Linked DNA regions of Homo sapiens: region 2 is linked to region 1. A link is a loop called in an ENCODE intact Hi-C map of the cell type or tissue named here. Cell type or tissue: gastrocnemius medialis. All regions are shown on one strand. Links, peaks and the distances in the headings refer to the core of each region. The heading gives the core; the rest is flanking DNA. Region 1 overlaps OSBPL6 (oxysterol binding protein like 6). Region 2 overlaps RBM45 (RNA binding motif protein 45).

Region 1 (15,335 bases), core at 3,743-11,742:
AAAGACTGACTCAATTAAAACACTTAGAATCTCCTGCTCCCTGCCCAAGGATTCAGTTGCCATTCCAGTAATCCAATAGATACTAGAAATGTGATATTCTAGACTGAATGTTCCAGATGTCATTGATATGAAAGCCCTACCAGATAGAGGACCCAACAGAAAATTTCCCATTAGCACAACTTAGTCAAGACAGTTCTGTAAAAGTCTGTTCTTTCATCTGGTTTAGGACTTAGATTGTTCTTTCAGGATTTGAGGCTTAGGGAAATTACTTTTGTCCAAGAGTGAATATCAAAACTCATTTACGTAACAGGTTTTGAACTGAATAGCCAGAGAAATCTCATCTGTGAACACAGGACTGCAGACAGTGGGCAGCTGTCCAGTGGTCTGGCAAGAACTTACTGTTCAGCACAGCCCTGGAGCTTCATGTAAGAGTGAAGTCAGCCTCCACTTGGCGATCCAAAAAGCATTTCAGTTACTGCCAAGTGCCATGTTAGGACTTGTCAACTTCTGCCCAAGTAGTATCAGACTGCTGATGTTTGGATATACTTTTGTTAATCTTTCCCTGTCTTGGCACTTGGGGGTTCTGTTATGTATCAGACTATGTAATTTTTGCATTTTGGTACTTGGATATTTAGTGTTAAAGGCATATTAGAGATGATGATTGAAATGATCACTGTATACGCAGATCTTGAAAGCTCTTGATCCAAGGCCCCAGAGGCAAACAGTATTTTAAGTTTGCAGCAGGGGAAAGACAGGATCAGCTATCTTATGATTTATCTAATTTGGAAGTATATTATCAGTTACCTCAATGGGAAGGAAGCTTTTAATGCACCACCGTTAGTAGCTGTTGGCAGATCACTAGTCGGTAAATGCCCTGGGAGTAGCATTACAATTCTCCTCTCTCAGTTTGCTTCACAAGGAAACAAGTCTCATTGCATATCTTTTTAACTGAAGTCTTTCTTCAGCAAAACTTGTCTGAGTGCAGGTACTTGTCCATTTGGTTTAAATGATCAGTCACTTGAGCTTTAGCACACTTTAGCATCCTTCTTGCATACTGTAGCAAAAAGCATGAGCACCTGCCATGGGCATAAGTGCAAATGGTGCAGGTGGGCTTACAAAGATGGAGCAGTTGTAGACATTGCCCTCAGAGAGCATCCAGTCTTGAAAATAAAAGGCATGTGTTAGTAACTTTGATCAAGATGGGCTGAGGAAATTCCCATAGGTGCTGAGTGAAAGTTATGAAAGTTAAGATCCTGGATAATTCCACTGAGCCACAGAGAATGGCTTCTTGTCATCCAGACAGGGCCTGAAAAGGATGGGATTTAGACTTTGGAGATGTAATGGGGAGACTGTTCTAGGTAGAGGAAATGCACAGAGTGGGTAAAGAGTGAGTATGATTGGGGGAATTGCAAGACGTTTCATTTGCTTGAAGATTTCAAGAAGTATATCCTGGAAGAGGAAGGTGGAAAGTTAGTTGAGGTAAGATCATGAAGGATCTCTAATAGTAGGCTAAGGAATTTCGGCTTTATTCTGTCTTTCTCTAATTTCAGTATTAACTTAAGTATTTTAATATGGCCGGGCTGTGGCACATTCCTGTAGTCCCAACACTTTGGGAGGCCAAGGCAGGTGAATCACTTGAGCTTCACAGTTTGAGACCAGCCTGGACAGCATGGTGAAACCCCATCTCTACAAAAAATAGCCAGGCATGGTGGTGCATGCCTGTATTCCCAGCTACTCGGGAGGCTGAGGTGGGAGGATTGCTTGAGCCTGGGAGGTGGAGGCTGCAGTGAGCTCAGATTGGGCCACTGCACTCCAGCCTGGGTGACAAAGTGATACCCCGTCTCAAAAAAAAAGTAAACAAGTAAATTAAAAGTATTTTAACCTAAGGTCTGATTATTATGCCATTAATAAACAGTAAAGTGATCCTTTTGGCAGTTTGTTGGGGAACAAATACTACTGTTTATACAACTGCAGTATTTATAATATGAGTGAAAATAGCATTTTTTGGCTGACAATTTTAAACAGAGGCAGTTGCAAATACATCGCATAACCATATCACTCAGAGAAAGTCAGCTAAGGCATACAGCATACACTTATTTTGATTTGTCCATAGATTTGCTGATATTGGGATCTACATTTCACAGCTTTTTTCTTGGCCAGGTGGGTGTTGATAATGCCTAATAGCCCATATCTCTGGCAAACAAGACACCAGCTTGTTTGAAAGCTGAGTCATTGAGCTCCTTTATCTTTCTTCCCAATTTCCTACTTAGCATTTTCCCTTTACATTGGGCACGTGGTAAGCAATGAGATGCCCATTGATTTGCTGCCCAGGAAAGAGCAGCTCTGGCTTTTTTCTATTCAAAGTAATTATTTTAGTGTACCTATAGTGTGCCTTGGAAATATTCTGAGCTGATGCTTTTAGTTATTGCAAGCTAGTAAAAGAATTTTATCAGATAGGCTTGCAACACTTTTCAGTTGATAAAAACATTAGTGAAGAGGGCCATCTTTGTTAGTATTCTCTGGCTAACTAACTCAGTTGATTAAAGCTTGAGGCTTATGTGGGCGAGGTCAATTTTTTTTTTTTTTTGCTCTGTGATTATCTCTTGCAAACTTGAGTCTTGGCTTTCAATAAATAATTATGATAATAGCAAGCACTTATGTAGTCTTAAGTGCTATATATAAATAAACTAATAAATAAACTGTACATAATAAACTAATTTAATCCTCAGAATAATCCCAAAAGGCAGGTACTGTTACTCTCTCCATCTTCACAGATCATGGAACAGAAGCTATGTAACTTGCCCAAGGTCACATTACTGGCAATTGACTGAGCCAGGGTTTGAACCTAGGCTGTTAGGCCTCCGGTCTTTACCATTGATCTCATTCAAATCCAGGGACACCAGTAAGGGTGTCCCTAGATTTAATTAAGTAAACACAATGTATGTCTACATATTTATAACTATGTATTCTCTATAAGGTGAAACTTTGAATTTAAGAAATTTCAAACCAATATTACAATATCCAGACACCAAAAATATATTTACATCTCTTTTGTTGTCCACTCAACAGTATGTTTCAGATATAGGAGTGTGACTAGGATGCAACTTAAACTTCAGATTGTACCCTGCTGAGCAGTTTAAAAATTGTCCTCTAGGACCATGATTTTTTTTTTTTAAATGAAAGACACAGAAATTTTTGTATCCAATTTCAGACACTTTCCAGAGTCTCTGAAGCGCACTCCTAGGTCCACAGATCTTTTCCCCAAGCAATAGAGAGTAATTGAGCAACAGGATAACATGATCAAATCTATGTTTTAAGAAAGATAACTCCGATGACAATGAAAGATGGCCTGGAGGAGATAATGACTGGGAGTAGAGAAATGAAATGGTAATGGAAAAATAACTATTTTCTAGCATGAAGTAAGGATATAGAGTGATGTCACTAACTAAGGAAATATAAGGAAAGGAAAAGGGGCAAGGGCAGAAAGATAATGGTGCTGGGCACAGTGGCTTTCGCCTGTAATCCCAGCACTTTGGGAGGCTGAGGCGGGTGGATCACTTGAAGTCAGGAGTTTGAGGTTAGCCTGGCCAACATAGTGAAACCCCGTCTCTACTAAAACTACAAAAATTAGCCGGGCATGGTGATGGGCGCCTGTAATCCCAACTACTCACAAGGCAGAGGCAGGAGAATCTCTTGAACCCGGAAGCCGGAGGTTGCAGTGAGCCAAGATTGCACCACTGTACTCCAGCCTGAGAGTGAGACTCTGTCTCAAAAATAATAATGATAATAATAATAATAATGGGTTTGATTTTTGAACACACTGAGTTTCAGGTGCCCTTGATATATTGCAATGGAATCGACAGTAGGAAATTGGAAATGCAATCTGGAAAAGAGGTCAGCATTGAGGAGACGGATTGAGTAGTCTCCAGCAAATGGTAGGTTTAAGGCCTCAAAGCGAGACAAGGTCACTCAGGAGAAGCCAAACGGAGAAAAAAAAGAGGGAAAAAAAAAAAGAGGAACCAGTAAAGCTGACTTGGGGAGAAGAGACTTGGGGAAGCAGCAGCAGCAGCAGAACATTTGAGCACTTCCGTATGCCTGGACTGTTATGAACACTTTACATGCATTAATTTGCTTAATCCTCAGGCAATTCAGTGAAAGAGCTACTTTTTCCAGATGAGGAACCCGAGGCACAGAGAAGTAAAATAATTTTCACAAGGTCACAGAGCTAGTAAGTCACTTTCAATGGTAAATTAGCAGTAGCATTGTTAAGCAAATGTAATTGAGTTAAGATAGTTTTTTAACTCTTTTAAAGATTTAAATATAGATTAGTAAGCTTTGATGATAGGATTTTCTACTTTCCCCCTAGTGTATCAAGTAAATATATTACGATCATCATAATTCATGAGGGAAATATGATCTGAGACTTTCATAAATTTACCAATCCCCTAGGCCTCTCTCATGCAAATATTCTGTCAAGATTCATGCATTTCTTAAATATTTTTATATGATAGTTTAAGCTTTCCCTGAAGTTTTCTCTCAGTGAGAATTTGGGCATTGGTTGGAATATCCCCTGAAATGATTTCGTGAGTCACATTTTTAAATATTTCTACTTAGAATATTTAAATATTCTAAATGGTTTTTTTTTTTTTTTTTTTGAGACGGAGTCTCGCTCTGTCGCCCAGGCTAGAGTGCAGTGGCATGATCTTGGCTCACTGCAACCTCTGCCTGCCGGGTTCAAGTGATTCTCCTGCCTCAGCCTCCCAAGTAGCTGGGATTACAGGTATGCACCACCACACCCAGCTAATTTTTGTATTTTTAGTAGAGACAAGGTTTCACCATGTTGCCCAGGCTGGTCTCGAACTCCTGACCTCAAGTGATCCATCCACGTCGGCCTCCCAAAGTGCTGGGATTACAGGCTTAAGCCACCACTCCTGGCCTTTACATTCTTCTTTATAAGTTTCCCTGAACTTCTCTTTGTCTCCGTGAATCCATTGCTTCCTCAGAACTTCTTCATTTTGTTTTCCCTTTTATTACTCCACTAGAAGAGTTTTTTTTTTTTTTTGAGCCCATTTTCTCACAATAATTTTTTAAATCACTTCATCAGAGTTATGTGCATTGAGGAGCAAGAACAATGAAACCATATCAAGCCACCACAGCTGGATTCTCTGCTAGGCAGGAGTCAGCAAACTGCAGTAGGTGCCCACCACTTTTTTATAAGTAAGGTTTTGCTGGAACACAGCCATGTTTATTTGTTTATATATTGTCTGTGGCTCCTTTCCTGGCACAGCAGCAGAGCTGAGTAGTTTCATCAAGGGATTGCACAAAATCTAAAATATTCACTGATCTGGACCTTTACAGAAAGTTTGCTAACTCTTTCTTTAGAGCATACTCCTTTCAGAAGATTAGGATGTGTCCTAAGCATGTTTATAGTGTTTTAGAATTAATGGAGTTATTAATTTTTATGCAATTTTATTCAACTGAATAATAGAACTATTGAGTGGTTTCTGTAATATTTATTCTTTGGATTTCACACAGATGTTGTCAAGGGAATAATAAAATTGCAGATTCCTTTAAATAGCCTCTACTCAGAATTCTTAGCTGTATGATCAGTCATCTGAATTTTTGTCAGCATTAACAATACTCTTTAATTTGGGGGAAAAAAATCTTTGAATGGTTAATAAATGTCAAGTCCTCCCTGTGCTTGGCTTTTGAATTTTGAAGAAAGAAAACACTTTCCCTACCCTCAGAGAAATATTGTCAATTAGATCTAAGTTATATGCAAACAAAAAAATCTGAAAAAATTGGCTAAATGGTAGAACTGTGATAGACTGAGAAAATTATGTTTGTCTTGAGCAAATTAGTTTATTAGGGTATATAGTTTATTAGCATTTATAAATAAAATATCTTGTTATACTTTGATCATGTTTCTGAAAAATCATGAATGTTTTGTTTCTCACTGATTATTTTGCTAAGGCAAGAAACACGTGAGGCTGTCTAGGTTCACCTTCTGTCCTGTCCACTGTTAGTTCTTGGTTTGTCCCCTCCTGTTTCCACTCTCCCAGGTTGCTTCATCCTCCCATCTGATCTCTGAGGTTCTCTCTTGTCTTTTTCCTCCCGTTTGTTCTGCGGCTAGATCCCCCTCCATGAAGTATGATCACGTGGCTCTCCTGTTCTGAACTTCGCTCCTGTTCTTTACAGCCCACACAGTGAAATTCAATCTCTCACCAGCATTTGAGACCTTCCACGCTGTTTCAAACCTTTTCTCTGGCTTCCCCTGCTCTACTCTCCTCCTTTGTCCCCTAAGCTCTGAGCTCTGAACTACAGACTACACTTTCCCGTCTCTTGATTTTCATATACTTTTCTCACTGTTTGAAATGTCCTTTATTCATCCCTGCATGCCCATTTTCTGCCTGATCTACTCATCTTTCAAATGCCTCCTCTTTTGAGGAACTTCTTCTGATCTGATTCCCACCCAGCCCACAAACGCCAAGCTAGAATTATTTTCATGCCATCAATATTCATAGTACATATTTTGCTTTTGTAACTTAAAAAGATTACTCACATACCTTTTCCTGTTATCTAGGGCTTTGAGCCCTCTAAATTTCTTAAGGGCAAGAGCCTGGTTTTTGTTGATTGTTACATTTCTAGATCCTCTTTAGAGTCTGGTTTTGATGTTTATATATAATAACTACATAATTGACTTACTGTTGTGGATTAATCAATCAATACTTAGTGGTGGATATGAAAACTCTGATATGTTATTTCAGCTTGTGAATTTTAACTTCTTTGATATGTAGTAACATTAATGAGATAAGATACTTTTCTGAGGTTAAATGTCTTTTGCTCTTTACTTATTAACAAGAAAGCCACAGTAGTTACTAGGTAACAATGACTGAAATTTGTATATTTCATCTTCAGGAAGTTACCCCAGCACAACCTGTTTCCATTAAACCTATTGGATTGTGGCACTTAAACTATATTCTCCAGAGACTTAGATACCCTCAGTGAACTTGAAACTTTCATAGGTAGGAAAAGAAAAATCAATTTCTTGTCTAAACATTGCTGCCAGTGGAAAAAAGCAAAATGATTATCTTTTCACTAATGAAGTTAGTGGTGACAATAGGCAAAGTAAGCAAGATAATAAAAAAAGGTGTTGTACTGTGTATTGTGCTACAGATTTCTAGAAAAGCAATTTAGAATGTTGAACCCTAAATTAAGACCAATCCTTCTTTGTAGAAATGGTGTGAGCATTGAAATAAAACCATGGCCCACATATGTGAGAAAATGATCAAAAGTGTCTCATTTCTTGTTTTTGGTATGAAATAGACTTTGCTATCTAGATTACATAGATAACTCTTCTGGTTGTCTTTATTATTTTAGGAATTCTTTATTATTGTACAGAGTGCTGGGGTTTGCTTAATCTTGTCTCCATTTTGCATTATATGCATTTACCTAGTAGCTACATGGGACAATCTAATCTTTGGTAGACTACATCTTGGTTTCTGATGGGCTTGAATAAGAAAGGAGAGGAATGTGCGGGGAATGCACTAGACAAGAACATGTGGGCAAAACCCAGGCTGTTGGGAGGATTAGTCACATAGCTTAAAGGAAAATTCTGTTGCAAAGATAATGGATCATTTGCTTCCTGAATGAGCCATTCAGAAGGAACCATTGCCAAGTCACTAAACTCTTCTGAATGAGATTTTCCAGAGACGCCCACTGGCTAGTACTGGTTAGTGTGGGAAATTTTGTTTAAATCAACCTTTTCAACCTTTACAACTTTTGCTCATTAATGATTTAGAAAGATAATGTTAGCATCCTTTTTGATCTACAGAGGATATGTTTAAATAGAACATGATTCCTATTGTGAATGTGTTTCAGTTAAAACCAGATGTGCTGTACGAAAACGCATGTGTGTGCACGCGTGTGCATGCACACACACGCATGCACGCCAATTTTGGTTATACTTTTTGAAAGAACCAATCTTCCTATCTCTGAGTATATTTCTTAACTGGGGTATTTCTTAGTGTGGCTTTAAGGATTAATCTTCAATGTACTTTGTCACAAGCAGTAATCAGGCTTGAACTTTATACACTTATCACCTTTGGACTTCTGCCCTGCATGCAGTTTATGTGCAAGGTAAAACAAGACCCAGTGAAATTTCTTAATTAAAATGAGGTTGGGACAGGTGCGGTGGCTCACACCTGGAATCCCAGCACTTTGGGAGGCCGAGGCGAGTGGATCACGAAGTCAAGAGATCTAGACAATCCTGGCCAACATGGTGAAACTCTGCCTCTACTAAAAATACAAAAATTAGCTGGGCATGGTGGCGCACACCTGTAGTCCCAGCTACTCGGGAGGCTGAGGCAGGATAATTGCTTGAACCTGGGAGGTGGAGGTTGCAGTGAGCTGAGATGGCACCACTGTACTCCAGCCTGGCAATAGAGTGAGATCTGTCTCAAAAAAATTTAAAAAAAATAAAATTAAATAAAATGAGGTTGAATTGCCACTTAGTGAACTCTGGCTTTCTAAAATAATATATGTCACCTAGAAATTTGGAATGTGAATGTGACTATATAAACCTGTATGTCCTAATCAAGCTTTTGAAGCTGAATTAAGACAAATGTTTCTAATATTTTTGGCTTGAGTAACTATCAGAGATGATTGGTTATAACTGAACCATGTGTTAATAGTGTGGTGGTAATTTTTAACTCAGAGTACTCAGTCCCCCTGGAGGTTATAGCGGGTACTACACTTCATCTTGGTTGTCTTTTTGAAGGTTGTACAGAATATTCGCATGAACATTAATTATGGTTGCAGAACAAGCCAAAACCTCTGTTCTTTGACATTTCATATGCATTGTGTGAAAATATACACTTTCGTGCATTTAATAGCAAAATAGACAATAATAGATTAGTTTCTTACAGAATACATGTAAGTCAAAACCTTGTAAATTTCTATTTTAAACTCTAACACACAGTGTCAGAGTTAACAATTGTGTGCAGGCCTGCATAAATGTCTTCTTTTGAGAAGTGTCTATTCATATCCTTTGCCCAATTTTTAATGGGGTTGTTTGTTTGTTTCTTGTAAATTCGTTTAAGTTCCTTGTAGACTCTGGTTATTAGACCTTTGTCAGAGATGGATAGATTGCAAAAATTTTCTCCCAGTGTGTAGGTTGTCTGTTTGCTCTGGTAGTTTCTTTTTCTGTGCAGAAACTCTTTAGTTTAATTAGATGTCATTTGTCAATTTTTGCTTTTGTTGCAATTGCTTTTGACTTTTTTTTTTTTTTTTTCTTTTGAGATGGAGTCTTACTCTGTTGCCCAGGTTGGAGTGCAATGGCATGATCTAGGCTCATTGAAACCTCTGCCTCCCAGGTTCAAGCAATTCTGTCTCAGCCTCCCGAATAGCTGGGATTACAGGCATGCGCCACCACACCTGGCTAATTTTTGTATTTTTTAGTAGAGACAGGGTTTTCCCACGTTGGCCAGTCTGATCTCAAATGCTTGACCTCAGGTGATCCGCCTGCCTCGGCCTCCCAAAGTGCTGGGATTACAGGTGTGAGCCACCGTGCCCGGCCGCTTTTGACGTTTTCCTCATGAAATCTTTGCCTTGCCTATGTCCTGAATGGTATTGCCTAGACTTTCTTCTAGGGTTTTTATAGTTTTAGGTTTTACATTTAAGTCTTTAATCTGCCTTGAGTTAATTTTTGTATAAGGTGTAAGGAAGGGGTCCAGTTTCAGTTTTCTGCATATGGCTAGCCAGTTCTCCCAGCATCATTTATTAAATAGGGAATCCTTTCCCCATTGCTTGTTTTTGTCACGTTTGTCAGAGATCCCATAGTTGTTGACGTGCAGTCTTATTTTCTATGCTGTCCCATTGGTCTATGTGTCTGTATTTGATCATGTCCTTTGCAGGGACATGGACAGAGGTAGAAGCCATTATCCTCAGCAAACTAACACAGGAACAGAAAACTAAACACTGCATGTTCTCACTTATAAGTGGGAGCTGAACAATGAGAACGCATGGACACAGGGAGGGGAACAACACACACTGGGGTCTGTGGTGAGGGGGGTGGTGGGTGGGAGAGCATCAGGAGAAATAGCTAATGCATGTGGGGCTTCATACCTAGGTGACGGGTTGATAGGTGCAGCAAACCACCGTGGCACACATTTACCTGTGTAACAAACATGTACATCCTGCACATGTACCCCAGAACTTAAAAGGAAAAAAATTGTTTGCACAGAATTAAGGTCCGGTCCCTGCTTCCCGGAGTACACACAGTCTGGTATAGGAGACACAGTTCACACATAAAACTGTAAGACCAGGACAGCCTGACACAAATAGAACTGACCAAAAGTACTGAGCAGCTTCTTCTTCCTAACTGGAAAGATCAGTGAAGGAGTTGGGAGTTGCAGTTTTGTGCTGGATTTTGAAGGCTGTATTGGCAAAGACTATGGCGAAAGAAGAAGGAAGTAGATGGATGCTCCTTGGGCTAAGGTTTTATTTACATAGGCAGGTAGCCAAGGACACACACACACAGCATATGTGATGCGATGGGAGAGGGCGGAGGAATTCCTTAGATATGGTTAGTGAGATTCAACTTGTCTTATCCCTCCCCTCTGCTGCTGCTTAGTGGAGGAAACAGCGGGAAGGAAAGGAAGCCTTAATCTTACCCCCTTGGTCCTCTCTTCTGGTTTACCTTCCCACTTGTTATTTTAGAATGGTAAGAACTTGTGGAGAATCAGACTAGGACAGAGGAACGGGGGTGAATGAGCAAAAAGAGCTGCAGGATAGCACAGGGGACTCTTTAGCTTGCCTTTTCTTTTTCCTCTTTATCAGTGTCTTCTCTGTTTCCAAAGCTTGACAGAGTTCATCATAGGAAGGAGGAAGGAAGAGATGGCTAAGGGAGTTTCTGCTTTTTGTTTTTTGTTTTTAGACAGAGTTTCGCTCTTGTTGCCCAGGCTGGACTGCAATGGCATGATCTCAGCTCACTTCAATTTCTACCTCCCGGTTTCAAGCGATTCTCCTGCCTCAGCCTCCTAAGTAGCTGGGATTATAGGTGCCTGCCACCATGCCCAGCTAATTTTTTGTATTTTTAGTAGAGATGGGGTTTCACCATGTTGGCCAAGCTGGTCTCGATCTCCTGACCTCAGGTGATTCACCCACCTTGGCTTCCCAAAGTGCTGGGATTACAGGTGTGAGCCACTGCGCCTGGCCTGCTAGGGGAGTTTCTATAGCTGACAATTCATATTCCATCTGCCTGTAATTAAATGAGATTAAAGAGCATAGACTGAGTAGTGTGCAGAAAATAAAAAGATGCAATGCTGAGCATACAAAAAGAATTCTGATGGATCTTAGCCTTAGTATTCAAGGTCATCATCATAATCAACAATTAAATTTTACTCAGGACTTACAAGGTACACGGAATCGTCTTACAACACAGTAGAATTTTTTTTAAAAATGTTATTTAAAGAAGTGGAAGGGGAGTTAGAACAAAAACTTTTGCAGAAAGATGGTACTTAAGGGGGCAATCATGGCATTGGATGCTGGCCAAACATAAATCTTCTGCAGTTTCAGTAAGTTGTAGCCTTAGAATATGTATGTATGTATACATGTGCTTGTGTGTGCATTTTTCCCATTCTCAATAAGTAAAAAAAAAAAAGGAAAACTAAAACAGAGTGAAAGGATAGGCTTGAAAAAGTCAAACCCAGGGAGTGATTTTTAAAGCTGGCTTGTGAATAAAGGAGCCTGCTAGAGAGGTTTATGGCTGGAAGGATAAAAACGTCTGTCATGTTTCAGGATCAGAGAGTAACTTCTTTGGATTACTTGTCACATTTTTCTCTTATCTTATGATGAATTTATTCTCTTGTAAAAATACTGTGTTTTGGTCCATTTGTGTTGTCATAAAGGAATACCTGAGGGTGGGTAATTTGTAAAGAAAAGAGGTTTATTTGGCTCATGGTTCTGCAGGCTGTATAAGAAGCACGGTGCTAGCATCTGCTTCTGGTGAGGGCCTCAGGCTGCTTCCATTCGTGGCAGAAGATGAAGGAGAGCTGTTATGCAGAGATCACATGGTGACAGAGGAAGCAAGAGAGAGAGAGAAAAGGAGTCCCAGGTTCTTTTTCAGCAATCAGTTCTTGTGGGATATAAAAGTGAGAATTCACCCCTCAGAATGGTACCAAGCTATTCATGTGGGATCCGCTCCTGTGACCCAGACACCTCCCACCAGGCCTCACCTTCACCACCGGGGATCATATTTCAACATGAGACTTGGTGAGGCCAAATTATATCCAAACCATAGCATACTGTTTCTTTGCTTTCTGAGAAATTATGTCAAGTTAAAAACTATATTCTTTTATAGTATGTATAGAGTCTGTTCTTCTTGCTAGAGGATTGTTCTAGGAGTTTGGCTACAGTTCTCTTCTACAGCAAATTAGAGACTGTTCATGCGTTTTTTTCAGGGCATTAGAGATTGTACATCTATGTGCATGTATGATGAAACCACTTCATACTTACTATTTTTAAAAACTCTATTGGGCCAGGCATGGTGGCTCAGCCTGTAATCCCAGCCCTTTGGGAGGCCGAGGCAGGCAGATCATCCAAGGTCAGGAGTTCGAGACCAGCCTGGCCAACATGGTGAAACTCCATCTCTACTAAAAATAAAAAAATTAGCTGGGCATGATGGCGTGTGCCTGTAATCCCAGCTACTCAGGAGGCTGAGGCAGGAGAATCACTTGAACCCAGGAGGCAGAGGTTGCAGTGAGCCGAGATCACACCATTGCACTCCACCCTGGGCATTGCAGCGAGACTCTGTCTCAAAACAAAACAAACAAACAAAAAAGCCCTGTTGAGGTTTATATTTAATTGGAGGGCTAAATGTGGTCCTGGAGAATATATTTTGTCCCCTTTTAGGAAATATTTGCTATATCACTTGAGAGTTTTCATACTCCAAGCTCTGGGTGAGATGTAAATTATGAATGTTACTGATTACTGAGAAGGTCAGTGGTTACGTCTTTGAGGTTACATAAAACTGAACAAAGGAGATAAAAAGCTGAGGCATGTACCCATATGAACTTCCTGTTCAAAAGATAAATTGGGAGGAATTTTCTGATTGGCCATAGGCAGTCCCCGTGAGAGGCTCACGAAAGTTTTGTAAAGATGTACTATATGACTGTAATCTCTCTTTTTCAGGTTCTGCCACTTGCTGGGAAAACAGCAACAGAAGGATATTAAGGAGCCACCCCTATAATTTACCCAGATAGCCCCAGCAAGGTCAAAGACATATCATGTCCCAAGGAGAAAAGCTGCAGGCATCTGAGGATAAATCACTGTGAAACAGCTTTGACCATAAAGCTGACTTGGAAGACTTTGACTCCAAGGTGCAAGGTGAGTTAGAAGAACACAAGCTTAAAACCAAAAGCAGGGTTAGGTTAGGCAGCGCTTAATAATAGCAACAGATTAGTGGGACACCACAAAGTCACAGGAAGGTGTTTCTTTATATCTCTTATTTGTATGTCAGATCTTAAAATAATATGTCATAATCCTTATAATAAAAAGTTCTTTTTTTTTTAAGGATAGGAAGTAGAAAAATGTGAAAATATTTGGTAACCATTTTCTGTTTTCTGTATGTAGTCTGGCATCATGTGGAAATATGATACTGCTTTTCCCTTCTTGAGCAATGAACGTGCAGACCTAAACCTTAAAATAGCCAAAATGTTATCCTTGCTTTCTTTATACACATATCCACAAACCCACATTTGACTACAGGTACACATTCTTAAAATGCATCCAGTTTTTATAATCTTCCATAGTAAACAATGAGACAGTCAACTTTTCTTTTTGCTCATGAGACTGAAATGGCTGTGGTACTAGCAATACTTTTTGTGGTATCCTTGTCATCTTTGATATTTGTGGTTATTATTTTAGAGCCGCTTTATATAACTATTTGATATCTTAGGCCTACTGAGTTTGTGGTCTTCACCACTTAGCTGCACCCTCCCAGTTATCCAAAGCTTTCTATTTCTTCAAGGTCAGCCATCCCCAGGGTGGAAGTTTGTGGCATTAATCGTCTTCGGGAGCTTTTTACAAGCTGCACATCCTCTGCTCAAACCTTATTTGCCAGGGGCACAGGGATGGTGGTGGTAGTGGTGATGACAATTCAGACATATATGATTTGGGAAAGTTTCTTTTGTATCCTGATGCCATTCCCGCCCTTTCCTAGCGTGGACTGGTTCCTCTTGGTAGAGCAGAAACCAAGGCTCAGTAATTTAGTGTAATCATTGTTATATTAGAAGCTTTCTGTTTATTACTGTATTGTTTAAAAGCGCATTTTAGATTAGAGCTTGCAAAGTAGCCCACAGGCCAAATTTTTTGCTAACATTTTTTAACCTGTAAAAATTTTCTTTTTATAAGAAAATTAATTGCCAACATTTGAAAATCTGGAAACTTCACATAAAAATCAGATAGATCAGATATCTGGTTTCTCTTGGAAGATTAAAAATCTGGTCTTGTTACTATCCTAGTAACTGTACTTTGCTAGTATTTTGCATTCCCTAAATATTTAACCAAACCAATCTTACAGATTATGGCACCTGCCTGGGACACGTAGGCTTTTGAGTTCAAGAGTCCTGCTTTAAGCATCAATTTCTTCTGCTCTCTGTATATGAGGTCACTTCTATGTACTTTAATATAACATTCTATTAGTATTTATCCTCTGCTATTATTTTAGCATTTATTATTTTATATAAAATGTATGAGCTTTGAGAAGCTGACACTTGCCAGCCAGGCTTACCTATGAAGTAAGAAGACTTTTCAAAGATAAGATGTTTCAGGCCATGGGCTTAAGGAGATCTAATTTTCATAGTGATGTGCTCTGCATCATTTTTTCCAGATGTGGAGGGTGTCATCTCAGGGTCTGATATTTCATGACCTAAGAGTTCAGTTGCCTGATCTGACTGTTTTGGTTCCAGGGACGTAAACTGATTCACCAAGTAGCCTTCTTTTTGAATGACCCCCGTAGGGATTTAGAGTCCATTTTCTAGGCCCTCACTCATTCTGGACACCAGGGCGACTCAGAGAACAGTAATGCTATGCCCTCTATATGTGCAGAGCTTTTAGCATTGAGAAATCTTGCCGTCAGAGTTAGACATACCTCCATCACAGTGAGTTGTAGTTACTCACAAACTTGTCTTTCCTCATCTTTGATTGCTATATATTGTTGCTAAATGAAATTCATGCGTAATGTTTCTGTCAATTTGATATTGAACCAAATGTTTATATGGTAATAAAATACTTTAACCATGGAAGCATTTCAAATCATAGGGTCCTTATAGGCA
Region 2 (15,335 bases), core at 1,698-9,697, 150 kb before region 1:
CTTTTTAATCTGAATTTTAAAACATATTGAGTAAATAGTATATGAGGAATATGTGTAAGTACTTTATAAACTTTTCTTTTTAGTGATTTAGAAGTTGTCAGTTAAAAGAGCTTTGCAACTATTTAAACTTTAAAAATTGTTGACATTTACTGAAGAATGTTTTTGCCCTTCTGTAAAATAAAATCACATTTCAATTTAGAAAGATAAATAATTGTTTTTTGTTTGTGAAATCTTCGATTTTAAGAATTCAACTTTTTATTATGTGCTTATATAAACTTTTAAGTTGTCCGGTGCTAGAATAAGGATTGCTTTAAAAAAAAATTGAAATACTTCTAAAGATTTTTAACTTGAAAAATTGGTGTCTTGAGTTATGAATTGAGGTAATTTATAACAGTCGTTTATAAAGATAATGTTTTGACTTCTCTCTAATGAAATGCCTAAAAAGCAATATCAAATAATATATCATTTTTGGACCTTTTGAACCTAAATGTTGGTGTTTTCTGGACTTGTATTTGTGAGTTTGTGCATTAAAACAATACATTCAGAAAATATTCTCGTATGCATATATGTATTTTTTAAGAAAACCTGACAATTTACCAAAAACTCTTTATTGTAAATTTTGATACATACAGCCATATGAATTCCATTTCCTATTTTATTTATTAGTTTTCAAAAATCAAACTACAATTTATTTGACTGTGACAGTGAGTTTATATCTGTGTGGTTTGGGGAAACATTCCTTAAAGTTTGACTTTTTTTTTCCCCCGAGACGTCTCGGTCTGTCACCCAGGCTGGAGTGCAGTGGCGAGATCTCGATTCACTGCAACCTCCACCTCCTGGATACAAGTGATTCTTCTGCCTCAGCTTCCCCAGTAGCTGGGACTACAGGCGCGTACCACCACGCCTGGCTAATTTTTTGTATTTTTAGTAGAGGCGGGGTTTCACCGTGTTTCGATCTCCTGACCTCATGATCCGCCCGCCTCGGCCTCCCAAAGTGCTGGGATTACAGGCATGAGCCACTGCGCCTGGCCTAAAGTTTGGCGGTTTTTATTCTGTAAAATAATTCTGAATTTCAGGGGAAGCCGTTTTCCTGTTCCCACACACTAACTTTCCAAGTCTACTATAGGTCAAATGTAGTAGATGGCAGGCACTTTGAATTCAGTTTGAAGTTACTGGCTTGAAACCTTTATTTTTTTCACTTAAGATTTTCTTTCTGACCAATTGTGTGAGCTAGCACGTATGAGAATGATTCCTGCCAGGCCTCACTGCTGATGACCCTTCCTCTCCTAGAACAGATCACATGATTAGTTCCTCCTTCATAGCTTCATAGAAGGCATTTGACAAGAGAAAGTGCCCATTGGGCCCATAATCCTAATTTTTAAATCTTTTTAAATGTTTTATTAAATGACAAAACCACTCTCATTGTACCATACATTGTTAGCAATTTAACCCTGGATATATTAAATTGGGAGTGGAAAAGAATTAGCAAGCATTTTTTCCTGTTTATGGATAAAATGTTAAGAATGAATTCTGTTTGGAGAAGCTATTCTCTAGCATGCAAAAAATGTGTTTTTTCTAGTCTGTGAATATTTCAATAATAGGAAATAAATAGTTCTTGCTTTTACTCAATAAATCTTTGTTCTTAAAAAGGACAATAATATAGACTTTAGACTTCTCAGTATAGAAAAGTATATAAATTATTCTTGTGGTTGAACCTTTTCTAATGATTATTTACATGTTAAAGAGAATATTGGGCTTAAAATAAAAAGCCATTTAACTGTGACTGGGCTGGTCTCTACGCCCTTTTTTTTTTTTTTTTTTTTTTTTTTTTAAACACAGAATCTTAGTCTGTCACCCAGGCTGGAGTGCAGTGGCCTGATCTCAGCTTACTGCAGCCTCTGCCTCCTGGGCTCAAGCAGTCCTCACAGCTCAGCCTTGCAAGTAGCTGGGACTACAGGCATGTGCCACCATGCCCAGGTAATTTTTTTTGGTAAGACAGGGTTTTGCCGTGTTGCCCAGGCTGGCCTTGAACTCCTAAGCTCAAGTCATCTGCCTTCCTCGGCCTCCCAAAGTGCTGGGATTACAGGCATGAACCACTGCGACTGACCCTCTTTGCCTTTTTGAGGCCCAGTTTTCTCATAGGGCTTTTGAGAGACAATGAGTCAACAAAATGTAAAATGAAAAAAAGGCTTTGCAAGTCTAAACTAAAACTCTTGCATTTGTAGCTTCAGTGAAACCTTTGAGATGTCCTCTTATCTAAAATAATGACATCCAAATGATCAGAAACTAAAAGTATAATGATATAAAACTACCTTGTGGCCAGTTGGTACTGTGAGAACTAAGCTTTATAAATACCACATTTTTCCCTTAAACTCATCCAATTTCCTACATCAGAGGAATTGCATTTTCAGCATGGCTGTTCATAAAAATTTTAATCTATCATTTTTCCCTTTTTTGAACTGTTACGCATATTCAGGGCAGAGATAAAATAGGGTCAGGTTAGTTGAAAATGGCTGTTTGGATAGGATACGATTAGCTACACGGTTTTGAATTTCTTCTAATTGCAGCATGGCTTTTTTTATTTTTGCTGCGGATCTCCTATTTACAATGGACTCCATTATGAGATTCTTCTTCTTTGTTGGTGTATTAAATAAACATATTACCTTATTTTAAGTTTCGATAAAATACTGTGGAAGACTTTGCCAAATTTTATATGATTGTGACAAGTTTTTTGGGGTAGGTGCACTTTTTTGTTTGTTTCTTTAATTTTTAAAAGGCTGCAAACACAGCTCATGAAGGCTGGTTTCTTTTATCTCTGAGGTATGGGCCTGGGATTAAGTGAGTCATGCCTAGGAAATAGAAGCAACTGATCCAAGGATATAACATTGAAAGTAGTTGAATTCTATTTTGAGATGGGTCTGATAACCACAATGTAATTCTCTTTCTATTTGAGGAAAATATAAATTTTAGTATTTCAGAGCATCAGATTTTTTGTTAATTCACAACACTTTCCCTCTAGAAATTCAGCACCTGCATCGCCCTTCTTAGTAAGTTTGGTTTTATTTGGGGGCAGCTATGATTAAGCAGATAACATTGGGTATATTGAAATAAAGGAACAATTCCTAACATTTTAGGAATACTACAACAGCTATTTCCTTTCCTTTCAGGTGATGATTTTCATACTTGTGTTGTGTTCTTTCTACAGAACAAAGACTAAATAATGACATAATCCTCAGCTGACTGACTGAAAATGTGACTGGACGCATTCCCTGTGGACAGTTGACAGCTTTTTTTTTTTCCATATACCTGATAGTCTGTGTACAGCATTGTTTTGTCTGGGAAGCAGGGATTGCTGACATGTATTTTTGAATCCATACATTAATGCTAAAACGAATATAGTAGTTGTTCCTTAGAGCAATATGTTGTTACGTGTAGCAGAAATAAAGTTTTCTTTGCTTAACTAAATCATGACTTATTTATGTGAAAGACAAGAACGGAAAAATTTAATAGACAGTCTTTAGAATTTGACTAAATGACATATGTCATTGATTTTGAGATGCACATCTTTCACATTTTAACACCCCTGAAAGTAGAAGCATCTCAATATCAGTTGTATGGCATAGTGTAATCGACAACCTTATTTTCTTTCTTAATAAAACATGAAAAGGTGCTTTTTTCAATCAATTGCATCTTAGAGTCAATAAAATATGGTAATTGCTACTCAATCTATATATGCAGCTTAACTGTTTACACTTAATCTAAGGACAAAAGACAAAATCATTGGAAATATTTTGTACTGTATTTTTTTTAGTTATACCAAAATGTGTTGGTAATTTTGTGAAGCTCTAAGATTATAAGCCAACAGTGATAAAAAAATTAAAACTTTCTGATAATAAATTTAAATAAATGTCAGTGGCTTTGGGGGGATGGACATTTTTATCTTTATAGAAATAATGGCCACTCCAAAAATATGACATGTAAGGAATTTTCAAAACAGACTACAATAGGAGGTATAGTTATTTTGAAATTAAAGATTAAAATTAGGGCCAGGGGTGGTTGCTCACCACACTTATAATCCTGGCACTTTAGGAGGCCAAGGTGGGAGGATCACTTGAGCCCTAGAGTTCAAGAGGAGACCAGCCTGGGCAACATAGAGGACCCGGTCTCCACAAAACATTATGAAATTAGCCAGGCGTGGTGGTGTGTGCCTGCAGTCCCAGCTACTCAGAAAGCTGAAGCGGAAGGATTGCTTGAGCCTAGGAGACCGAGGCTACCGTGAGCCACAATAGTGCTGCTGCAGCCTGGACAACAGAGCAAGACCCTGTCTCAAAAATAAAAACTAAAACTAAATAAAGATTAAAAATTAGGGATCTATTCTGCTTGTATTTTGAAAACTTTAACAAAAAAAAATTATTAGCTATGACATTGAATTGATATGTATAAAAAAGGTATATCTAAATCAAGCATTTGGCACTTTTTATAAAAAGGTATTATAAATGACATGCATTTGTTAAAACGTAATTATCTCCTCATTATACTTCTCACATTCTGACTCAAACGATGAAAGATTAAATTCAGCAATCTTAATAACTGAGTATCTTATACTTGGACATCTCCATTGGAAAACTAAAATCTTTTCTTTTAAAAGTCAGTGATTTTAGCAAATTTAGAAAAGAAAATTTAGTTGTGCCTTCACAGGCAAAACTGCTGACAAGAATTGGGCCAGGTATCTTTCTGTGAGGCAGAGGATGTATTTTAAAGAGAAAGCAAAGCTGGGTGCAGTGGCGCGACTGTAGTCCCAGCTACTCAGGAGGCTGAGGCGGTAGGAGTGCCAGAGCCCAGGAGTTCGAGGCTGCAGAGTGCTGTTATTGTACCTGTGAATAGCCACTGTCCTCTGTTTCTTTGTTTTTAATTTTTTAAAAGAACAAAGCAATGAAAAACCTAAACAAGGGAAGTTGTGGATTAATTACCAAAAAATAGGTGTGGTTATCCCAAACTCATTTACTGTACACATAGTTCAGTTTTCACAGATTGGAATTAAATTGTTCCTTACAAGTTATTGGGCTCTGCCATGTAACTAATGCTTGAATTATCTCAAAAATATTTCTGCCAGGTGGTTAATCTAAACAGTGTAAAAGTAACAGTTATAGAAAGGAGCTCTCTACCTCCTACCTGAGTCCATTGCATCTTTGGTTAATCTTCACAATTGAGATAAGATCCTATTTCCTACAGTTTTCCCCTATTAGAGTATTTCACTGGGCTTTCTAGGAGAGCTTGAATCTGTCACATGGTAGCTATCATATACCTGGCCAGCCCTCCACATTCTCTGTTCAGATTAAATGATCCCGGTTTCTCCCTTCTACCAGTCAGGCAGCCGGTCCCAGCAAACAGTTGTGGTAAGAGTAAAGTGCCTTATCTAGATGTATTTCTTTGAATCCTAGTATAAATTCTAAAGAGATCATATGATACCTCTCTACCTACAAAACACTTTGCTTTTTCAGTACAACCTGTTGTTTTGTTTTCTTTCCCAATTGCATGTCTCAGTAAACAATGCTTACTTCAGCTTCAGAGTGCATTTCATCTTAATCCTCTCAGTTATTTAGCCTTGGTCCTGTCTTCCTATCTTTTGCAGTTGATCCCTAAAGCTGTATTTTAAAAGCCAGAATTTTAGATTTTTCTTAGAATGAGGAAATTCTAGAACCTAAAAAATTGCATTTATTAATCTAGTTGTTTATGTCTTCACCTTAATGTTTACTTCTCAGATGCACTTTGAGTATAAGAACATAATATATAAATACTTGGATGCCCAGCAAATGTTAGTTATTAAAACTGCCAACACAGTGAAGTTTTATTAGTATATATTTCTTTAAAAATTTTTTTAAATAATAAGCAATACATCTCAATAAACCTCTCAACTATGTGGTTAAAATAAGAAATAACATTTAAAATAAGCCTGATTAAAGCCTTCTTGTAAATTCATTAACTGAGGTCTTGTATGGTAGATTACTGAAAGCAACTGTCAAATTTGCTGCTTCTAAAGCAACATGTTCCAAACTATGTTCCTTGAAATACTAGAAAGAATTTTTCAAAGTTAAATACATTTAGAAAATGTTCAGTACTTTTAGTTTCACAGGTTTCATCTACTGTAGATAAAAAGGTAGTGAAAAATAGCCAGGAAATTATTACTCTAAAATTTTAGCTTTCTCTGAATTTTGTTCTCTCTTAATTGGGATCCTATTCAGTATGAATGAATCCATGGAAAGTAGAAATAAGGGACTTTACCACTAGGTGGTGATAAACATTGGTGATAAAGTGCAGCATTCCAATCTTAATTTAAGGCACTGAGATGGAAATGATGGTGTTTGAAATGCCTAAAACTGCGGTTCTTTTTTGTTTGTTTGTTTGTTTGTTTGTTTGAGACAGAGTTTCACTCTTGTTGCCCAGGCTGGAGTACAATGGTGCGATCTCAGCTCACCGCAACCTCCACCTCCCGGGTTCAAGCGATTCTGCTGCCTCAGCCTTCTGAGCAGCTGGGATTACAGGCACGTGCCACCACACCCAGCTGATTTTGTATTTTTAGTAGAGACAGTTTCTCCATGTTGGTCAGGCTGGTCTCAAACTCCTGACCTCAGGTGACCTGCCCACCTCGGCCTCCCAAAGTGCTGGGATTACAGGCGTGAACCACTGCACCCAGCCAAAACTGTGGTTCTTTAACTTTGGTGTCCACAAGAATCACCATGAGTGTTTGTTTAAAATGTAGGTATACTGGTTCTGCAGGTTTGGGGTGAGTTTTTGAACAAGCTGTGGTTATGATGGGGTGGTCAGTGGCATTCACTTTGGAATATACTGGCCCAAAGAGATTTCATATGTTGGACCTTAGGTTGGACTGTTGTAAAAGTAAGGCATCGAGAAGTTGTTTCCTAGTCTTTTTACCTTGGGCATTTTTTAGAATTAAGCATCTGGTTTTTCCTCAGTTAATATCAGTAAATATGAATTGCATTAAGAAATTGAAGAACACAGTCTCACAAATAACAAATAATAGGCCATCTTTTTTTACTTTAGTGAATATTTTTTGATGTTTGTAAAGGATAGTAATTGTTTATGCCATTCAAAGCTTTTACCTAATATTTTTATTTACATTTATTTTTAAGTGAATTGTCTAAGTAAATTACCAAAGATTGGGGTTCTGAAGAAGTACGTAGGTAAATGTTATTTGTTTTAAATGACAAAGGAGTATGAAGGAGATGTAATTATCATTGTCAAAAAAACTGAAATAGAATAATCAAAAGGGTACAGAAATACCTCTGTGTGTATGTGAGTGTTCTTATAATCGTAAGATGAATCTTCTTGTAAAACGAATGCTTTTTTGATGTACCCAAAAACCTTTTGATTTATAGGTACATTGTAACTTTCAATAGCTTTAATAAATACTAAAGCTAAAAATCAGTGAGGGCAAGAACAAGTGAAATCTATTGCCTTTTCACCTAGAGGTATGCCACACACAGGCTTTGTTCCATATGTGGATGGTAAGCGCTATTAAAAATCAGGGCAGTTATTTTTACATATGATTTCAGTAAAGAGAAAACAAAAATGGTCATCCTTATTAGACAAGAAGTTCCATTTTAATACTTGAATTCTAATAAATGGATTGCATTATTTCCTTTTCTAGAAACAGTAGCTCAAGAACACATGGATCCTGGGAACTGAAGGTATGGTATTGATAGGAGATCAGACAGAAATATTCAGTTAAAATATCAAGTTGTAGTTCATTCATTACAATGGCCATGCTTTGACTTTATTTAAGGTAGAAAAGTCTTGTCCTTAGTAGAAAATGCAGCTCCCACTATACTTTGAGAAAGTTACGAGGCCCTGTGAAAATTTATCTGAGTAATTATCAGAGAAAAAGGGAGTTCTGTGACTGTCATATATGAATTGAAGACAGTATCTGGATGTCAAGGTCCATGTGAGCTAGCTAACCTAGGCTATACCACCGTGGGACTCTTAGAAACTGCCTGTCTGACCAAAATGCTGCAGAAGTGGCAGAAGGAAGGCATCGGAAGACCATTTTTAAACAGTTGTTTGTATATGAGGTACAAAACTCAAGAACTGTGTGAAAAGGCAAGTACCAGTACTGTTTTCTACAGAAACTGGGGGAAATACTGAGCACAGAAGAATAACCAAAGTGCTTCCCACCAATAACTTCTGTGAAACTACGTTCTCTGAATTCTTCTCCAAATTCTTTTCTGATTTTGTAAGTAATGATGTTACAACTAATTTTTTTGCTCATATATTATTAATATTTTCTAGCATTAACAAGACATAGGTAACAGCATTCATTAGCTCAGAGTTTTTAAGGGTTTTGTTTGCTTGCTTGCTCTGTTTTTTTTTGTTGTTTTTTTATGCCAGAAAAAAAATTAAAGTCATCTACTTTAAAGTTATATACTAATTTACTAGAAGTTCTGATATATAAAAATATGTAATTTCATTTTTTTCTCTCTTTGTCAACAAAGCCTATCTGGGCCGGGCGCAGTGGCTGACGCCTGTAATCTCAGCACTGTGGGAGGCTGAGGTGGGCGGATCACTTGAGGTCAGGAGTTTGAGACCAGCCTGGCCAACCTGGTAAATCCCTGTCTCTACTACAAAAAAATTACCCAGGCATGGTGGCAGTCACCTGTAATCCCAGCTACTAAGGAGGCTGAGGCGAGATAATCTCTTGGAGTAATCCCAGCTATGAAGGAGGCTGACGCGGAGGTTGCAGTGAGCCAAGATTTCGCCACTGCACTCCAGCCTGGGCGACAGAGCAAGACTCCATCTCAAAAATAAATTTAAAATAAAACAAAGCCTATCCACTGTGTTGGGTTTTGGCCCTAGGAGATAATTTTTACATTCTTATATCATTGCCCCACTGGCACAAAACTCTTCCTCCCTCTTCTATATTAGTACATTCGTAACTTAATACAAGTGCCAGCGTGACCATTTTGAAGAGGATAGAGAAGAAGATTTTAATCTGTTACTTAAAGGACTGACTTTAGAAACAATCTACAATAGTTGCTGAGAGCACTGGACAGGGGAGCTGCTTTGGCAATATCAAGATTGAGCCAACAGTGGCAAAAAAAGAGTGTACTAGGAAAGATAGCACCTACCTTTGGTTTATCATCACCAACTCCTACCAGGATTCATCTACCATTAGGTACCATCTTGGCTTGTTTATTTCACCAGAAATTCCTAACAGGACTCATCTCCTACTACTTTTAGCCTAAATCTGGGAATCATAGGCAATAGGGAGTCTATACCAGGTACTGTAATGTTGTCCCTACAGTCTTATTTTACTATGATAACTCAAAGGAGGTATTTCACACACAAAAAGAAATCAGAAGTAAATCTCCCTTACATCATCCTTAAAGATTAGCAATGTGCCTGGAATATCCAGCTTCTACTTAATAGCTTTTAGCTATTTGTAGCAGGAATTTATCATGTCTTCTAGATCTTGTTGATATTATTAGCCTTTAGTTCCCCAAAAATGAGTTTCATATGTGGTACCCACATGGCCTTTTTGGGTCTGTTTTCTCATCTAGAAAATAAGAAAGATAATAATTATTAGTGTAAATACAAGCCTCTGCAAACCCTCGTCTCTCAGGATTCTACAGAAACATCCTGGAAAACATTAAGTAGGAAGAAAATTTATATCAATCATAGAAACTTAGGTTAAGGTTAGTGGAAACTAGAAAGAATTTCTACTAAATAGAAATTCAGTAGAATCCCAGTAAGGGGTAGGATTTTAAAAAATGGCTGACTCCAATTCTGCATTGGAACATGCTGTTAATAAAACAAGATGACAGCCCAGTGTGATGGCTCACGCCTGTAATCCCAGCACTTTGGGAGGCCGAGGTGGGCAGATCACGAGGTCAGGAGATCGAGACCATCCTGGTTAACATGGTGAAACCCCTTCTGTACTAAAAATACAAAAAATTAGGCAGGTGTGGTGGCGGGCGCCTGTAGTCCCAGCTACTTGGGAGGCTGAGGCAGGAGAAAGGTGTAAACCCGGGAGGCGGAACTTGCAGTGAGCCGAGATCACGCCACTGCACTCCAGCCTGAGCGACAGAGCGAGACTCCGTCTCAAACAAACAAAAACAAATAAAACAAGATGACACCTTAGCCTCCCATCTTCTGACACTCCTTATTAACTTATGTATGAGAAGGCTATACTGTTAATTTGAGACAGCTATTGAGAGTCTTGTCATAATAGGCTTCTTTCTGCATTCCTTCACTAGTGGCCCTGAAGCTGCACTATGTTGGAGGTTTCCTTGACTAAGAGAACCACATGCGGCATTCAGCTCAGTAGGGGAGTCATAAAAGATCTCGCCTCTGACCAGAAGAGTATGAATGACAAAGGTGACATAACCAGCACAGAAAGATGTCTTAGCCTCTGCACATCAGCTGATTTAGAATACTTATGTAGATAGCGGTTGGGGTCGGGGGGGTGCGGAATGTTCTTTTCAGCTTCTTTGCCCTGAGAACTTTGATCTTATTGCAAGGAAGTCCCTTACCCTCTTCTACCCTAGATCTGATGGACCTCCTGGGATTTCCTGGGGAAATGAAATGAGTCTAACACCTTTGACCACCTGCTGGATATTATATCAGCACTTACTTAAGTAAGCTGTGGAAGAGCTGAAAGCAGTATTCAGAGTCTGACAGTTCTCTGCAATTGGCCTAGATAAACTCATTGTGAAATAAGTAACTAAATGGGCAAAAGATTTGAACAAGCACTTCACAAAAGAAGACCAAGAAGAGGGCAGGGTTTTTTGTTTGGGGAGTTTTATTTAGTTTTGTTTTGGGGTTGTTTTGTTTTGGCAGGGGACAGGAGTAGTGGATAGATTCATTTTGTAAAGAAATATTAAAATATTCTTTTTAATTTGATAGTTAATATAAGCTTAAGAATCTTTTAAAACTCAGAATGTTCAGCCGTATTAGTCATCAATGAACTGCTCATTAAAACTACAATAAGCTACCCTAACAGTGGTATGAACAGCAAGAATTAAAATGTTGACAATACCAAGTACTGGTGACAGTGTGAAGCAACAAGAACTGCTGATGCAAATTGGCTCAACCGCTTGGGAAAATGTTTGACAGTATCTACTAAAGTTGAACATATGTATACCCTCGACTCAGCAATTCCACTTCTAAGCATATATCCAACAAAGATGTGTACATATATGTACCAAAAGACACATACAAAAACATTCTTGGTATTATTCATAGTAGCCCCAAAGTGGAAACAACCCCAATGTCCATGAACAGAATGCATATGACACTCTATAGCAAGGAAATGAGCTAACTTGCTACACTTATAATGATTTGAAGGAATCTCACAAACATAATGTTGAACAAAAGCAACCAGCCAACAAAAGATGTGCTGTAGGATTCCCAGTTACAGAGTTCAAAAACAAGCAAAACATATCTTTGAGCAGAATGGAATGGGGGAGTTCACAAAGGGAGTTATGGTGTGCTGGTGGTCTTGTTTTTCTTGACCAGGATGGGGATAACTGATCGTTTTTGAGCTGTACTCTATGGAGTATGCATTTTTTATTTATCTTATACTTCAATTAAAGTTTTTCTTTCTTAGTGAATAAAGCAAAAATCAGCATGAGGCTGGTGAAACAGACAGTTCTGCAGAATGAGAGAAGAACAATGTCCTGAAGCATTTAGAAAGAAGGACTTTGTTCTTCCAGTGCTTATAGAACAAAAAATATTAGAAAATATCTGCTTTTGCTCCCCCTATGGTGCAGCAGGGTATTATGATGGCAAGAGGGCAGGAAAATAAGAGTGAGAAAAGAAAGGGAGAAGCTAAATTAATATTTGAGTCAGAAATAGTAAATAGTCATAGCACTAAAGAAAATTGAATCCATGATGAACAGTGAATACTGAACTACTTTTCAGAATCCTGTGGGTTCTCATGAGTCCACAAAGCGAAGATGGAGGGAAGTTCCCCCACTTTTTGTTCATTATCCAGATCAGAACTGCTTTCATCAATGTTATATATTGTGCTTTAAAAGCTTTCTTTTAAAGGATTCTCTGCAGCTTAAATAAGTTAGGATGAACAAAAAGCACCAGAGCAAAAGATAAAAAGCACCCTCCGACAAATATAGTAAGAGAAAAGGTGCAGATCAAAAAGGCTGATTACAGAGATTTATCCTTTGACTAATAGATGTTCCCAATAAACAATAACTCGTTTTAATAGAAGAAACATGGTTGATCTAAAAAATTTTAAAAGTCACAAGACTGAAGATCCTCTTCTACACATTTTAAATGCCATCTGGAATGGAGCAATGTCTGTAGTTTTGTAGCCCAAGATTCCTCTACTCATCCAAATTGTAAAGGTAACAGGCATTCTGTGATATACAATGTACTGCTCATTTGCCCTTTCTGGAAAAAAATTAATCACCACACTCCCAAAATGAATCAAAATTAAGAATAAAAGAAGAAGGAAAGAAAGGCCAGTCGGTGAGTATTGAAATCATCACTGAAACTATTAGAATAATGAAGGTAATTGTAAATTTCATTTTTTAAAAAAAGTTTTATTATATGACTTATCTATTCCGAAATTTTTCAGTGGGATTTATAACCCTAGGTTAAGTTAATGAAGGCCAAGAAGGAATGGCAGTTTATTTTTTGGGGGGGATGGAGGTGGGTGAGGGGTAAAATCCTTCTCTTTTGTAAAGAAATATTAAAATTCATTCTTTTTTTACTTTGATAATTAAATGTAAGATTAAGAATCTTTTGAAGTCTGTTAAGGTGCTTAATAATAAAATTAATAACAGAATGTCTCCTCTTCAAATTATTGAACAATACAAAAGTGAAATTGTGTGTATGACAAAAGTAAAAAAAAAAAAAAAGCACGTAAGACCAAAACTGTTTAAACTTTAAATTCTAAAAACAAAATGAAATTATTTCCTTCGTTCAAGAGACTTACCTTTAAATCCAATTCTGTCACACACACTTAACACAAAAAGTATCTCAGAGTACAATTTAAGGAGAAGTTATAAGGCTAAATAACAGAAGCATAGTCACTGACAAAATTACAATTAGTAAAAACAACAGACCCTGACACACGCGGGCTCATATAGGATTAAATTGTGAAATTACAAAGTACTTTATATATACTTGATATATAAAATATATATTTTATATAATATATTTTTATATAATATATTTTAATAATATATATTATATATATACTTTTATATATTACAATGTGAAAGTAAAAAGTACACTTTACAATAGTGTAGGGATTGTGATGGAAACCTTAACATGTTCTGTGAACCATTACAACACAAATCAAATATGGAGAGAAATTATCCACAAGAAATGAAAAATAAAACAAAATTAATATGTATAGGAAAAAAATATATATCTTTTCTCAAATGGTAGTTTACAAATTGATCAGAAAGCAATGCCGAATGACAAAAGCAGCATAGAGGACCCAGAAAGATCTGTTAGCTTTCTGCACATTAGCTGATTTACAGTATTTATTAGCAGGATAAACGAAACACCTCCAACATGTTCTTTCCAGCCTCTCTGTTTGAAATACTTTGGTCTGATTGCAAGGACACCTCTTACTCTCTTCTACCCTAAGCTTAGATCCTATAGGCCGCCTTGGATTCCTGGAGGAATGAAATGGTTCTGACATTCAGTGCTCACCTGCTGTACGTTACTTCAGCATCTGAATGGCCTGTAATAACGGAAAGCAATCCTTAGAGCCTGACAGTTTCCCTGCAGTGCATTTTAAAGGGCAAAAGTTATACGTGGTAATAAAACTTAAAAATTTTAATAATTAAATCACAATCATGTGAAAAATAATTTAGAAGCCTCCTAAACGGTTGTTTTGTCAAAAAGATCCAGTAAAATTGAGTGAAAACAAAATGGCAAATAAAAATTAGAGGATGTGTTTAAAGCTATGCTGAAAGGAAAACTGATAGTCACTATTATTTAGAACATGAAAATGAATGAATTAGACATGTAACACAAGGGAAAAAAGTAACAATATGGATAAGACTAGAAATAAATCAGAGGAAAGCAAATAGGCAACCTCCTGGCAAATGCATTTTCTAAAAAAATCAAAATCAGAAATAATAAAGTTAATGAAAAACAGATTATTAAAAAATAAATGTCATCCTTAATTGTTTTAATTTAAATATTTGCTATGAAATATTCAGTACACGAGTTTAGAAAACCCACTCAAGAATTACAAAATTCAAACAGGTCGATAACCAAAGAAAAAAATTAATGTAGTAACCAATGAATTGTATCTCCTCAAATGAGTCCTGATCACTCTATGCATTCTCCCAAACTTTTAAGAAGCACGTTATTCCTATGTTATATAAATTTTCTCTGGCAGACAGAAAAAGGTGAGTGTACACCACATTAAATTTTGTGCAGTTACTGTTACCCTGACACCAAAACATTGAAAAGACAAAAATCAAAGCTATAAATTGTTCTTTAACCTATGAATATGGATGCAAGCAAACCTAAATAAAATATTAGTAGTACAAATTATGTGTTCAAAGAACAACATACCATTGCTAAGTAGGGTTTATCCTTTGATGAAAGAGCAGTTCCCATTGGGGGGAAAAAACCGTTAATACACATTTTTTTTTCGGGGACAGGGTCTCACTTTGTTGCCCAGGCTGCTCTTGAACTCTAATACACATCTCAATAGATCCACAATGAGATCTGTTTGCCCAAATTGGTTACTTGTCCATTCTTATGATCATATGAATGTCATGGACTCTTTGGATTATTCATGATTAGTCTGAAACAATCACTAGCTGGAAGGATGGGACTAGCCTGAGTTGTTTAAATGAATCAGTGTCTAGCCTTGTTCCCAACTGCATGACTGCAATATAATGGGGAAGGTATGGAAAACATGTTGGTAAGGCAAACACAATGTCTAAAACTGCTTCTTAGCTAGATTTATTGCCAGGCACTGGGTGAGTGGCTTTACATGTATCTCAAAACTCTATGGTGTAAGTACTATTTTTCCTATTTTATCAACAGGAAGCTGAAGTACATTCAGAGAAATAAAGTAACTTGCTCAAGTAACAGCCAGCAAATGGGAAAGCTGGGCTTCAGATACAGGCAACTTAAAATTGATGCCCATTCTCTTAACCACTACACTAAATATCAATGACCATAACGAAGATTACAGATGCTACCACATGCACACACTAATCAAATATTATGTAACACCAAATCCTTCCAAAACTATGGGATAGAATGGAAATCATGCTTACTCTTTAGAGAAAGCAAGCAGAATACAAAATTGCATATAATGTAGT

The links. A loop is a pair of places that touch in the nucleus more often than their neighbours do. Peaks named below come from ENCODE experiments on the same cell type or tissue, not always from the same donor. Only the 100,000 strongest peaks of a DNase experiment are listed, where the experiment ranks them.
Region 2: it touches region 1 in a loop (11-fold over the local background); 75 of 110 quality-filtered maps call a loop at or near these places.

What each region holds. Positions count from the first base shown.
Region 1 is chr2:178,271,736-178,287,070 of GRCh38, forward strand. OSBPL6 (oxysterol binding protein like 6) reads left to right here. Exons shown (of 25, transcript NM_032523.4): 2 at 13,192-13,386. Among named protein-coding and RNA genes, the nearest start is that of OSBPL6, 85 kb to the left of the region's middle. RefSeq lists an enhancer at 5,700-6,200. In gastrocnemius medialis, for the core only: a CTCF peak has its summit at 8,743; a DNase peak (open chromatin) is centred at 6,089; H3K4me3 peaks cover 724 bases; H3K27ac peaks cover 5,687 bases.
Region 2 is chr2:178,126,192-178,141,526 of GRCh38, forward strand. RBM45 (RNA binding motif protein 45) reads left to right here. Exons shown (of 10, transcript NM_152945.4): 10 at 3,206-3,465. Among named protein-coding and RNA genes, the nearest start is that of RBM45, 21 kb to the left of the region's middle. In gastrocnemius medialis, for the core only: CTCF peaks have their summits at 6,274 (motif pointing right) and 6,474; no DNase peak of the experiment used is centred there; H3K27ac peaks cover 517 bases.